Regions from separate parts of the Homo sapiens genome. Here region 2 is linked to region 1. A link is an interaction called in ENCODE POLR2A ChIA-PET data of the cell type or tissue named here. Cell type or tissue: GM12878. All regions are shown on one strand.

Region 1 (2,500 bases):
TTTGAAACAGTCTTGCTCAGTCACCCAGGCCGGAGTGCAGTGGCTCGATCTCCGCTCACTGCAAGCTCCGCCTCCTGGGTTCACGCCATTCTCCTGCCTCAGCCTCCCGAGTAGCTGGGACTACAGGTGCCCGCCACCACGCCCAGCTAATTTTTTTGTATTTTTTTAGTAGAGATGGGGTTTCACCGTGTTAGCCAGGATGGTCACGATCTTCTGACCTCGTGATCCGCCCTCCTCGGTCGGCCTCCCAAAGTGCTGGGATTACAGGCGTGAGCCACCGTGCCCGGCCGTATGTTTCATTTTCTAAAACACTTTCACGTTATCTCATTTAATTCTCCAAATAAACTCTTTTAGAAAGCCTAGTCTTTGACTTAAAGTCAGATACTCTTTCTCTTACTTTAAAAAAAAATTTTTTTTTCTTTGAGACAGAGTCTCGTGCTGTTGCCCGGGCTAGAGTGCAGTGGCCCACATCTCAGTTCACTGCAACCCCTGCCTGCTGGGATCTAGTGATTCTCCTGCCTCAACCTCCCAAGTAGCTAGGATTACAGGCACCCACCAACACACCCACCCAGTTAATTTTTGTATTTTTAGTAGAGATGGGGTTTCGTCATGTTGGCCAGGCTAGTCTCGAACTCCTGACCTCAAGTAATGCACCACCTCAGCCTCCCAAAGTGCTGGGATTACAGGTGTAAGCCACCGTGCCTGGCCCCTGATAAAAATCTTAATGCTTGTTTACTATTATTATAGTTCAAGCTCTCCTTCCTTGGATTAATCATGGTAGCCTAACTACTGTAACTAATAATCCCCAATTCTCAGTGGTTTAAGACCAAAAAAATTTTTTAAAAGTTTATTTTGCATTTTCTTTCAAATTGTTGCTCAGGAATCCAAGATACGTTCATCTTTTGATGTCGTCTTTGATGCACAGCTTCTACTGTCCATGGGAAAGAAGAAGGTGTATGGAAAGCACTCAAGATACTTAACTACATTAACCTGGAAATTACTATCAATCATCACCACTTACAATTTTTTGGCTACAAGTAGTCACATGGCCCTACTTACATGCAGAAGTACTGGGAAAAGTAGTCCCTGGCTGGGCAGCCTTTCCTCATCAAAACTCTGTATTCTGTAGTATAATATAGAACTCTATACTTAAATCTTTGGTGGTTAGTGTGCCTTCTATGCCACATGCTCCACACAGGAATAAATCATGGCTAAGTCACTAATACGGGCTCTAGAGCCAGACTGTTTTGGTTGAATCCTGGATTTTACTGTATCCTTGACCAAGTAACTTAACCTTTCTTTCTAGACCTTTTATTTAATCATTCATTGCTTAATTTATTCACCTATCTATCCATTTACTTATTCGATATGTATTTTTTGATTGCTCACTACGTTATAGACAGTATTGTAGGTGCTAGGGATGCAGAGATGAACAAGAGAGACAAAACTCCAGTCCTCAAGGGCCTTTCTCACTTTATACTGAGAGAGACAATGAGTAAATAAACAAAACATTAGAATATAGTAAGTGCTATATTGGAAATTAGTATTGATGCGATAGAGGTTAATTATGAAGAGAACTTTACCTTGGGATTTTTTCTTTATAAAATGAGAATAATATATAATATCATCTACCTAAGAGCTGTTGTGAGGAGTAAATGAAACATTGTGAGGAACATGGCATGGTACCTTGCACATTGTAAATGCTCAGTAAAAGTTAGCTAGTATCATTACTTAGGTTTCTTTGAACAGTTTGACCAACACTTCAACACTGATGAAGAGTATGTAGCAGAATAAGATATCTACATTGGCATCCTAGAATTAAGCTAGGTTTGTTACTGACATTTTAAGGAGTTGTGAATTAATGGGCTAGTGATATGTGAAAATGGAAAGTAGAAGGGTACTTAAACATCAGTTATAATGATCTTCCTGTTATTCTGCAAAGGAGAATTTCAAAAGAGCTAAGAAATTTCTGAAATACATATTTTTTGAAATGATGAGGGAATGCAAGCTGTGCTGCTGTTGGAAAATACCACCTACCTTGTAGCCAACTGACAAATTAACTTTTTCTTTTCTTCAAAATAAGTTATCTGATTCATTAATGTGGTCACCAAATAATACATTCAAAGCAGTTTGCTAATGTAGCTGGGGGTTCACTGAGGGAAATCAGACATGTTGACTACTCCCATGAACTTTATTGTCCATTGAGACTTGCAAATAAGGTAGTACCAATAAAGTATGATAAATGTTTAATGGAGGAAATTCAGATCTTTGTGAGAGCAAATACAGACCTGAAATTTGATGGAGTTGAATCAGGTACTTATTTTTTATTTCCACAAGAAAGAAGAGGGATTTTTATTTTTAAATTTTTATTATTATTATTTTTTGAGACAGAGTCTCATTCTGTCACCCAGGCTGGAGTACAGTCGTGCAATCTTGGCTCACTGCAACCTCTGCCTCCCAGGTTTAAGCAATTCTCATGCCTCAGCCTCCCAAGTAGTTG
Region 2 (2,500 bases), 62 kb after region 1:
CCAAGACCCTGTTTATTTTTTTTTTATTTTTTATTTTTTTTGAGACAGAGTCTCGCTCTGTCGCCCAGGCTGGAGTGCAGTGGCGCGATCTTGGCTCACTGCAAGCTCCGCCTCCCGGGTTCACGCCATTCTCCTGCCTCAGCCTCCTGAGTAGCTGGGACTACAGGCGCCCGCCACCACGCCCGGCTAATTTTTTGTATTTTTTAGTAGAGGCGGGGTTTCACTGTGTTAGCCAGGATGGTCTCGATCTCCTGACCTCATGATCCGCCCACCTCTGCCTCCCAAAGTGCTGGGATTACAGGCGTGAGCCACCGCGCCCGGCCCCAAGACCCTGTTTAAAAAAAAAAAAAAAAGTATTATTCTCAGTATTAGATGAAGTGTTTTTTGGTTTGTTTTGTTTGTTTTTGAGACGGAGTCTCACTCTGTCGCCCAGGCTGGAGTGCAGTGGCGATCTCAGCTCACTGCAAGCTCTGCCTCCCGGGTTCATGCCATTCTCCTGCCTCAGCCTCCTGAGTAGCTGGAACTACAGGCACCCGCCACCATGCCCGGCTAATTTTTTGTATTTTTAGTAGAGACAGGGTCTCACCGTGTTAGCCAGGATGGTCTTGATCTCCTGACCTTGTGATCCGCCTGCCTCAGCCTCCCAAAGTGCTGGGATTACAGGTGTGAGCCACTGCGCCCGGCCTAGATGAAGTTTTAAAGGCTCTCCATTCTCTTTCTCGCTGGAGTTCACACTTTGGTATTCTTAATGATAATTATATTCGTCTGTGTCTCTTCCCTAGCTTCTTTGGAACATCTCAGGGCCTTTTGAGTTCTAACTACTCTTCTTGTTTTATGTGGGCTCTATCTAATACCTCTAGATTAATTCAGAACATATTTAATCCTTCTTGTATAATAGCCTTCACATGTGTGAAAGCTTGATCTCTTTCCCAGTCTTAAAAACTCTCCAGCAACTTCATCCTTCCCTCACCAAAATGCAAATTTCCTTCTGCTTGAACCGTGATGTTTAAGTTCCCTTTCATAGTGGAGTATCCAGAAGGGAACACATTGTAGCTAGCTTGTTGTGGGTTAAGACTGTCACTTTCCCTGTTGAAAAGACTTTATCAGTATGGCCTGAGGTCAGGGGATTTTCTTAGCTGTGATATACTGTTGATTTAGTGAGTCATAATTATGCAAAGTTGTGTCCTTTCCCTACATAGGTTTATATATATATATATATGGGGTTTTTTTGGACCAAAGACTAAACTTTATAATTATCCTTGTTCAGTTTCATTGAGATGATTTCGGTGCCTCATACCAATTTTCCAAGCTCAGAAGAATCCCAGAAGCATTTCTCAGTCTCAGGCTTCCTGGGGCAAGGCAGATATTCCTTTGGGGGTTACAACAGCAGCACAGTACTGACGTTTCACCAAGTTCTCTTTCAAGTAGTCCCCCTGGAAGGCTGTAATATAAACTTACTCAAACAATTAAGGCATAGTTCATGACTATTTTGCTTCTTGTCTTTATATTTTCTTCACTACCTCCATATATCATTGCACCTCCTTGAAAAGCATGTTCTGTGGCTGTCCAATTATCACTGAATTTTACTCATATTTACAATTCGTATGCCTGGAAATGTAATTTTCCGTAAACATTTATGTTCGTTATGGTTTTTATGCCGCAGGTTTTGGACCAGACAGTAAACATTAAAACAGTTGATTTTATAACAGATATGGAAACTGTCAAGCTGTTTTTCATTTGTTTATTTTTTGAGATGGAGTTTCCCTTGTCACCCAGGCTGGAGTGCAGTGGCACAATATCAGCTCATTGCAACCTCTGCCTACTGGGTTCAAACGATTCTCATGCCTCAGCCTCCCGAGTAGCTGGGATTACAGGTGCCCACTGCCGTGCCCAGCTAATTTTTGTATTTTTAGTAGAGACAGGGTTTAGTCATGTTGGCCAGGCTGGTATTGAACTCCTGACCTCAAGCGATCTGCCTGCCTCAGCCTCCTAAAGTGCTGGGATTACAGGCATGAGCCACTGCACTTGGCCTTTTTAAAATTTATTTTGAGACAGGGTCTCACTCTGTTGCACAGGCTGGAGTGCAGTGGCGTGATCATGGCTTACTGCAGCCTTGACCTCCTGGGACTCAGGTGATCCTTCCACTTTAGCCCCCCAAGTAGCAGGGACTACAGGCACACACCACAGTGCCTAGCTGATTTTTGGGGGGTTTTTTGTTTGTTTTTGTTTTTTTTATTGTTTTTTGTTTTTGGTAGAGATGGAGTTTCGCCATGTTGCCCAGGCTGGTCTCAAACTCCTGGGCTCAAGTGATCTGCCCTCCTTGGCCTCCCAAAGTGCTGGTATTACAGGCGTGAGCCACTGTGCCCGTTTGTCAAGCTGTTTTAAACATTTTAATTAAGATTTGATTCAGTGTGGTAATTGATACTGTTTTTTTGTTTGTTTCTTTTAAAAAAAAGAAAGATTATAGCGGCCAGACACAGTGGCTCATGCCTGTAATCCC

What was found. Peaks named below come from ENCODE experiments on the same cell type or tissue, not always from the same donor. Only the 100,000 strongest peaks of a DNase experiment are listed, where the experiment ranks them.
Region 2: POLR2A ChIA-PET joins it to region 1 with 12 read pairs; 7 of 35 experiments call an interaction of 5 or more read pairs at or near these places.

What each region holds. Positions count from the first base shown.
Region 1 is chr16:68,137,631-68,140,130 of GRCh38, forward strand. All of the region lies in intron 3 of NFATC3 (nuclear factor of activated T cells 3), which reads left to right. Among named protein-coding and RNA genes, the nearest start is that of NFATC3, 54 kb to the left of the region's middle. In GM12878, no CTCF peak of the experiment used is centred here; no DNase peak of the experiment used is centred here.
Region 2 is chr16:68,199,201-68,201,700 of GRCh38, forward strand. The region is part of intron 9 of NFATC3 (nuclear factor of activated T cells 3); the gene reads left to right. Among named protein-coding and RNA genes, the nearest start is that of MIR6773, 33 kb to the right of the region's middle. In GM12878, no CTCF peak of the experiment used is centred here; a DNase peak (open chromatin) is centred at 1,110; H3K27ac peaks cover 929 bases.